Linked DNA regions of Homo sapiens: region 2 is linked to region 1. A link is an interaction called in ENCODE POLR2A ChIA-PET data of the cell type or tissue named here. Cell type or tissue: PC-9. All regions are shown on one strand. Links, peaks and the distances in the headings refer to the core of each region. The heading gives the core; the rest is flanking DNA. Region 1 has its middle 5.6 kb from the start of TRY-GTA1-1. Region 2 overlaps LOC124901287 (a long non-coding RNA gene).

What was found. Peaks named below come from ENCODE experiments on the same cell type or tissue, not always from the same donor. Only the 100,000 strongest peaks of a DNase experiment are listed, where the experiment ranks them.
Region 2: POLR2A ChIA-PET joins it to region 1 with 7 read pairs; 11 of 35 experiments call an interaction of 5 or more read pairs at or near these places.

The regions. Positions count from the first base shown.
Region 1 is chr6:26,561,060-26,565,453 of GRCh38, reverse strand. No RefSeq gene overlaps it. Among named protein-coding and RNA genes, the nearest start is that of TRY-GTA1-1, 5.6 kb to the left of the region's middle. In PC-9, for the core only: no CTCF peak of the experiment used is centred there; no DNase peak of the experiment used is centred there.
Region 2 is chr6:26,293,698-26,298,091 of GRCh38, reverse strand. LOC124901287 (a long non-coding RNA gene) reads right to left here. Exons shown (of 2, transcript XR_007059520.1): 2 at 1-2,021. Among named protein-coding and RNA genes, the nearest start is that of TRR-TCG4-1, 3.8 kb to the left of the region's middle. RefSeq lists cis regulatory regions at 645-1,172, 1,677-2,336 and enhancers at 1,857-2,151, 2,247-2,296. In PC-9, for the core only: no CTCF peak of the experiment used is centred there; DNase peaks (open chromatin) are centred at 1,051, 1,691 and 1,951; H3K4me3 peaks cover 1,635 bases; H3K27ac peaks cover 2,333 bases.

The DNA of each region.
Region 1 (4,394 bases), core at 222-4,221:
CAGCAACATGGACAGGCTATTTACTCGTATGTATGATGTAATGGAAAGAACACAGAGAGGTATTGGAGCCACTTAGTCCACCTTTGAATCTATGTCTCACTAGTAGTATGACTTCCCTAACTTCCTCATGCCTTATACAAAATGGAGATGATGATAATGAAGGTAATACAGATCCTAAGGGGATAGTTGTGAATATCAAATTAAATAGAATTTGTAACGCACAGTTCTCAGAGTGTGCTGTCCACTGCCTTACTCCCACAGGCTCAAACAGGGGAACCCACAGAGAGTACTTTGAAAGCCTTTTCGCTGGGCCTTATCTTTAGTGAAATTAGAGTATAAAAAATTCAAGAATAACACCATAGGAAGCATACGAGTAATAATGTAATCATTAAAACAAGTCCCAAACAGTACCACAAAAAAAGCTAAGTACACAAGAATTTAGACTATGTAAGAGATCAGATTTGGTTGAGATTAATTAAGGAAAGCCTCCTAGATGGAGTTATAGTCCTTACAGAGGATTTTTTTTTTCGAGACAGGGTCACACTCTGTTGTTGATGCTGGGGTGCAGTGGTCCAGGCTGGGGTGCAGCGGTGGGATCAAAGCTCACTAAAGTCTTGAACTCCTAGGCTCAAGGGATCATCTCCCCTCAGCCACCTGAGCAGCTGGGATTAAGGCACATATCATCATGCCCAGCTAATGGGCTGGTTTATTTTGTTTTTGTATTTTTGTAGAGACTCAGTATGTTGAGTCATAGGTCTCACTATGTTGCCCATGCTTAGTTAGGAATTTTGAAGAAGCGATTGATCAGAATCACTTTTTTTTTTCCCCTGAGACGGAGTCTTGCTCAGTCACCCAGACTGGAGTGGTGCAGTGGCCCGATCTTGGCTCACTGCAACCTCCGCCTCCCAGGTTCAAGCAATTCTTCTGCCTCAGCCTCCCTAGTAGCTGGGATTACAAGCGCCCGCCACCGCGCCCAGCTAATTTTTGTATTTTTAGTAGAGACAGGGTTTCACCATGTTGGCCAGGCTGGTCTCAAACTCCTGACCTCGTGATCAACCCGCCTCAGCCTCCCAAAGTGCTGGGATTACAGGCGTGAGCCACCACTGGGGAATATGGCAAAACCCCGTCTCTACAAAAAATACAAAAGTTAGCTGGGCGTGGTGGCACGTGCCTACAGCTCCAGCTACTCAGGAGGCTGAGATGGGAGGATCACTAGAGCCTGGTGTTAATGGTGGTAATGGTGGAGGGTGTCCAGGTTCTTGGCGTCTTGAACAAAGAACTGGACAAAACGCACAAACAGAGCAAGGAAAGAATGAAGGGTTTTATTGAAAACGAAAGTATACTCCACAGTGTGGGAGTGGGGCTGAGCACAGGAGCTCAAAGGCCCCGTTACAGAGTTTTTGTGAGTTTAAATATCATCTACTTGGGGTACGCCCTATGTAAATGAAGAGGATGAATTAAAGTTACAAAGTAATTTACTCCGTGTATGCCCTATGGAGAGGATATTTCCTGTTATAGCTGAAGTGTGAGTTGGCCTTATGTTCCTTGACTCCAGGCCCTATTTTTCTGCCTCACTGGGAAGTCGAGGCTGCAGTGAGCTGAGATCGCGCCACTGTACTCCAGCCTGGGCAACAGAGGGAGACCCTGTGTCATAAATAAATAAATAGGAAGAAAGCTGAGTGAGATAGCCTGTTTTTTGATTATCCCCAATTCTCCCAGCTACATTACCTTTCATACTGTCCTCCAAAATAATGTAGTGACGTTTTCTTGGAAAGCTTATTACAACATGGCTGTTCCAGACCTATCCCCACTCCTGGTCTTGCCTCACAGAGTAACCCTAATGAGATAGGGCAGGATATCCTTCCACTCCCTGTCAAGATCTCGTCCTGTACTTGTCTAATAGGTGTCAGTGAGAGGTATCCGTTTTCTGACCTCTTTTATATTACTGTTTTTCCTTTCTGAAGTCTCCTTAGAGTCTATTGTTTCTGCATTTAACATTGGTATACTTTCACGTGATAATGCATGCCCCTAGAAGGGTGCCTACTTTTCACAGGGCAGCAGGAGAGAGACTGAGAACCAAGTGAAGGAAGAAGCCCCTTATAAAAACCGTTAGATCTGGTGAGAACTTACCATGAAGAGAATAGCGTGGGGGCAACCGCCCCCATGATTTCATTACCTCCTACTGGGTCCCTCCCATGACACACGGAGATTTTGGGAACTACAATTCAAAATGAGATTTAGGTGGGGAAACAGCCACACCATATCACACCATATCACCAGCTTTATAAACGGTTAAGAGGGACCTGAGGGTAAGGCTTATCAGATGAAGGGCTAGTATTCTCACTGCCTGATTATTACAGCAATCACAATATTGTAAACACACACAAAAATGGGCATCGTACTCCCAGAATGTTGGTTTTTTCCCTACCTCAAGATGATTTTATAAAAGTCTTCATAATCCAGTTCTTGGTTCATAAACACAGTAATTCAGAAGCCACTTTAGTCTTCCTGGTCTCTAAAATGTATATCGCTTTTCTTAGATTAATTATAAATTAATTAATTGATTGTCATGCCCACATCTTAGGTGATTCTGATGTCACTTGAAGCATTTTAGAATTACCAGTGTGAATTTTAAAAGTACAAGATTGTTAATAAACTATTATTTATCTGTAAGTAGTCTTGTGAACTTTTATGGCATTAGATGTGTCTTTAACCAGTTCTTCCAGTCTTTTCTGTTATTTCCTGGTTGTTTGCCTGTCACAATTAATAATTTACATTTGAAAAGAACCATATTTTCTAAATACATTTTTGCTAAATGTTAGTTCCTTGAGTATCAATAGTTCCTTGAGATGTTAATAGATGTTATTTGGTTAAAAAAAAAAAAGAGCATTGACTCCATTCTCTTTACCAGGCCTACTTTAAGCAATGAGCTGTAAATTTCAGAACATTAGAAGATAGATCAGTCGAGATTTTTCTTCATTTTATTTTCCTTCTATGAATAATTAAATATTAGCTGTGTTTTCAGCTCTCAGCTGGTAAGAACTTTGCCTTTTTTAGATGTTGTTGTCCTCTTTCAGTTAACACATATTCCATTACCCTGCCAAACCTCACCAATATTAAGTAATTATTTATTAGCATATAGTGCATACAAGATGCTGCCACTGTACATGCTTTAATACCTAGTTTCTCAAATTTCGCAACAATCCCAATCCAATTTACTGAGCCATTTTCTTTTCTTTCTTTGTTTTTTCTTTTTCTTTTTTTTTCTTGAGATGGTCTGGCTCTGTTCCCAGATTGGAGTGAAAGAGGAGACCACTCCTCATATTGTCTTATATTTAATTTCTTGTTTGCTGAAAAGGTAGAAGTTAAAAGAATAGGCAGAAGTGAAATTCATAGTCAGACAGCCCGGCGCCGCGCCTCGGGCCTGGTAGTTAAAATTCAACCCCTGAACTCACCACTTTTGGTATCTATAGATTCTAGACATTGCATGAAGAAGCATTGTGAAACTCCCTGTTCTGTTCTGTTTCGTTCTGATTACTGATGCAGGCAGCCCCCAGTCGTGTACCCCTCGCTTGCTCAATCGATCATAACCCCCACTTCATGCAGCCCCTTTAGAGTTGTGAGCCCTTAAAAAGGATAGGAATTACTTATTCGGAGAGCTCGGTTTCTAGGACGCGAGTCTGCCGATGCTCCCAGCTGAATAAAGCTCTTTCCTTCCCCAATCCAGTGTCTGAGGGATTTTGTCCATGACTCCTCCTGCTACAGGAGTGCTGTGGCATGAACATGGCTCACTGCAAGCTCTGCCTCCTTGGGCTTAAACCATCCTCCTACTCAGCCTCCCGAGTAGCTGGGAGTACAGGCACCTGCCACCACGCCTGGCTAATTACTGTATTTTTTGTAGAGACTGGGTTTCAACATGTTGGCCAGGCTGGTCTTGGCTTCCCAAAGTGCTATGATTACAGGAATGAGCCACAGCGCCCAGCCTGAGCCATTTTCAAACCCAGTATGTTCAGCCCCTTAATGTGAATCATTAGCTAGGAACTTGCCTTGCTGTATAATCTCATCCATACACAAATTTTACATGACTTTTGACATCTGAAGAAGCTCTTTGGATTAAAACAGAAATAATAAATGAGGACATGTTCTTAGGCTTGTCCCTAAAATAAACTCTTGACTAAACTTTCTTCCTTTACAAAAGAATACAAGACAATGTTTTGGGATTCTCAGAAATGACAAAAGGGACACAATTATCACAGTTTTTAGTTGTGTCATGTTTTTTATGTTGCTCTTGAAGGAGGTTATTTTCGCCCTATAGGGTTTTTACCATGAAAAGTTTTAAATTTACAAAAAGGAGTTGAAATAATATTGCAGTGAACAATATATACACTCCACAA
Region 2 (4,394 bases), core at 229-4,228, 270 kb after region 1:
TCCTTCCTGGAGAAGATTGATTGAAAGGCTATTATAATATCTGGATGACCCATAAACCATTATGGGTAGTGTTTGTAGAAGTATCAAGGAGTGGTTGAATTCTGGGTATGTTTTAAAGGGTTTGTGATTAAATTGGTGTGAAATAAATAGAAAAGTCATATATATCTCCAGTTTCTTTTGCTGTAACAACACAGTTTGCATTTACTGAGACAGGAATGACTTCAGAAAGAGCATTTTGAGAGTGGAGTGTGTATGTGTGTGGTGGGGATCTAGAATCTGTTTCAGCATTTACTTCAAGTTGTGTATTGAACATTCAAGTGGAGATGACTAGTGTGGAGTGGTCAGATTTAAATAAATATATACAGTCCCAAACTTTCCCTTTCCCAAGTTAGAAAAGAAGTGACTTGCTGAAAAATAAACCAATCAAGGACCAGATCATAAACATGAAAACTCTAAAGACTTTTTTCCTTTATTTCCCCCCTTATTGATTGATTGATTGATTGCTGCACCTCCTGGAATGGGACAGAGACTTTTTTTTCTCAGAAGAGAACTGGAATAATATTCTTTGCTCACAATTGGTCAGTGGTTTCCTATTGCCCACTGAAAAATAAAATCCAAGTGTTTGCCTTGTATACTCACGCCCTTATGACCTGTTCTTTCCCTTTTTGTTCTGCCATAACTCCAAACCAATTTTAGGTATTGTAAGACCTAAAATTTCAACTGCTGCCTTGAGATTTTTGACCCTCACAGAGCTCCCCAAAAATGCTTATCCACAAATTCCCCTGTCTTGATAGCTATGACTCCCACAAGCAGGAAAGGTTCCCTACTTGTCCAGTTCCCTTATCTGACAGACCAGCTGCATCTCACTCAGGCCTCAACCTAATGGGTTTCGTCTCACTGCCAGTCCCTAAAACTGTTAAAGCAAGCCAACTACATTCTCTGGAGGGAACCAGGAGTCACCCAACCCTCTGATGACTACAAAGCCTACCTCTCACAGCCCCTAATGGTTCATTCTGTTCCTGAGTGCAAACCTTCTGTGGCCTTGCACGGTATGCAGTGCCCTCTTTTTTCCAGGCTGTGAGTACATATGACTAATAAATTTCTGCCAGTCTCATTTATTCAGTGTTGAGGTCATGTGTCCAGCCTTCTTACTATTTAGGGCAGGAGAATTTATTGTCTTTCAACAGGTGCACAGGAGGTGATCGGAACACAGCCACTTTTCTCTCCAAATCCCTCTCCCTCACATGACCTCACCTCCATACTTCATCACACTGAATTATTTGTAGTTCCTTAAAAACCTTTAACTATTATGCTTCCTTATATTTATTTCTTTTTGCTAGAGTGCTCTTCTCGGCTATATGGCAAGTTCTTACTCATTCAAGTTTTGGCTCAAAACCTGCCACCATTTCAGAATCAGACAATTGCCAGGGCAAAATTAATGCAGCAACCCTGTTTTAGTTTTCATTTATCTCTGTAGATAAGTGCCATGGTGATGACCCTTACTAAAATATCGGAATGTTCACATACTTACTGGGTAATAATGTTATTCTATATATCTCAAGTAGTGTGTCACTATGAACTAGGTTGTCAGCATTATTTAAAGTAAATATGATGATTCATGATGTGTGCCTGGTGTCTGGTTCCACATGCCTGGCCACGTGGTAGCTATGACTAGCTCCCCTTAACAACTTTGACTCTAATGCCCAAGTGGACTTTGCTATGCAAGCATAGCTTACACACATGCGTGCAGTTCACAATTGGAGAGAAAGGGCTTTCCTATCCTCAGTGAAGACGTTGGATGAGAAAGCCTTCTTTAGCCTTCACCTGTTGGAGGCCAAAGGAATGAGGGACGTGACCAACTCAATATACCACTGGAGGGTATATGAGCAAACAGCAAACTGTTCTCATGAAAGCAGGATGTTGGCAAACTGACAACTGCATCTGTCACCAGAAGGAATGCTGAGGGCAACCACGTCCCAGGCACCGTGTTCCTTAAGGTTATCTATAGGAACATCTGGAGTCTGTTGAACAAAGAAAGCAATCATGTGAGCCTGTGATAAATCAAGTAGCTGACCAACAGTTACCCCTTCCTCCCTGTTCACTCCACGTAATAAATATGAAGGGCTGTAGAAGCTCAGGGCCCTTGTTCTCTAGAAGCAAGGAGCCCTCTGACCCCTTCTTTTAAACAAATTCTTTTGTCTTTGTCTTCATTTCTGCATTTGTCCTCCTTCGTTTAGTCCTACAGTAACAGCCACAATGGCACCCAAACAGAGACTTGAATGAAGAAGGTCTGCTGGAGCAGAGAAAGTGAAACTGATCAGATGAACGAGGAACCCCAGGACGAGTCAGCCAGAGGAGGATATAAAGTCAGTGCCCTGAGGAGGTACTGGGAGCGGGAAGTTTCTGAATCAGGGTAACATGGGGCAGAATTTGTCTATGGAGGAGCAACATTATGTGCAGTTGCTTAATGCTCAGGTTAGCTCTCAAACACTAACTAAGCTTCTGCAGGAGTTTATTATGCATAACCCATGGTTTCCACAGACAGGCACCCTCAATGTGGAAAATTGGGACCCAGTAGGAGACAGATTAAAACGGGCTCATCAAAAAGGTCTCAAAGTTGATCCTTCTGTTTTCTCTGGGGTTTAGTCTGTACTGTCCTTCTGCCATTGTCCCCTTCTTATTCTGCTGGACCACAGGAGCCATGTTCTGAATCTCAAAAATTGAAAGAATCTTTTGTCTCACCCACAGCATGCATTGAAAATGATAAACAGGAGGCCAGGCACAGTGGCTCACGCCTGTAATCCCAGTACTTTGGGAGGCCGAGGTGGGCGCATCGTGAGGTCAGGAGATTTGAGACCATCCTGGCTAACACAGTGAAACCCCATCTCTACTAAAAATGCAAGGAAATTAGCCAGGCGTGGTGGTGGGTGCCTGTAGTCCCAGCTACTTGGGAGGCTGAGGCAGGAGAATGGCGTGAACCCGGGAGGCGGAGCTTGCAGTGAGCTGAGATCGTGCCACTGCACTCCAACCTGGGTGACAGAGCGAGACTCTGTCTCAAAAAAAAAAAAAAAAGAAAAGAAAAGAAAATGATAAACAGGAAAGGACGAAAATTGGCCTGTACCATCCCCCCAATAGCAGAAACATCTATACCGCCTCCTTCAGTAGCAGAAAGAGACCCCAACACAAAGAATTCTCTGCGCTGCTGCCATAGCTGGAGAGCCCCTAGGACCTTGCGCTTTTCCTATTTCCGTAAGGCCCAATCTGAATAATCCACAGCAGTTTACTTATGAACACACCCCGGTAGAGTTTAAGTTGTTGAAGGAATTAAAAGCTAGTGTAGTTAATAATGGAATACAGAGCCCATTTACTTTAGGATTGCTAGAATCTGTACTCGGTGCTATGTGCCTTCCAGCCTTTGATATAAAGCATTTGGCTCACACTTGTTTGTCTGGTAGTGCATATCTGACATGGAATTTAAACTGGCTAGAACTGTGTGCAGACCAGACTAGACAGAATCGTGCTGCTGGACACGGGGACATTACAGAGGATATGCAACTGGGTAATGGCCCTTATTCAGATCTGCTGCGACAATTGACACTCCCAGGCACTGCTTACAAGCAGTCTGCCTTGGCTGCTAAACGCGCCTGGGACACCATTCCAGAGCAAGGAGTCCCAGTACAATCTTTTCTACAAGTTATGCAAGGGTCGCAGGAGTCCTATGCACATTTTGTTGTACAATTACAAGAGGCAGTGAGGCATCAGATTCCTCATACCGCTGCTGCAGAAATGCTTACTTTGACTCTAGCTTTTGAAAATGCAAGTGCAGATTGTAAACGTGCTCTGGCACCTGTGAGGTCTGCAAAGATCTTAGGAAAATTTCTCAAAGCCTGTCAGGATGTGGGAACTGAACTCCATCATTCTACAATGTTGGCTCAAGCAATGGCTAATTTAGTAGTAACAAATCTAGAAAGGGCCAAGGGTCAAGCCCTAAAGTAGGAAAATGTTATAATTGTGGAAAAATTGGACATTTCAAAAAAGAATGCCATCAGACCTCTGGGCAGAGAGGATCTTATAATGCAGTTCCCCCAGACAGAAAAAATGCCAGGACTTTTCACTCGTTGTAATAAAGGAAATCATTGGGTTAATCAATGCCGCTCAAAATTTCATCAGAATAGCACCCCCCTGTCGGGAAACGAGAAGGGGGCCTGGATCCGGGCCCCTCAAACAATGAGGGCATTCCCCATCCAGGCCACAGCCCCATTTCAGGGATGGGTTCCCAGAAGAACATTGATTCCCTCTCCCCAGGAACACCCAGAAGCACAGGATTAGATCTTCCAGTCAGAGAACGGGTTACATTTGTTGGAGGAGACAAACCCACGAAGATTCCCACTGGT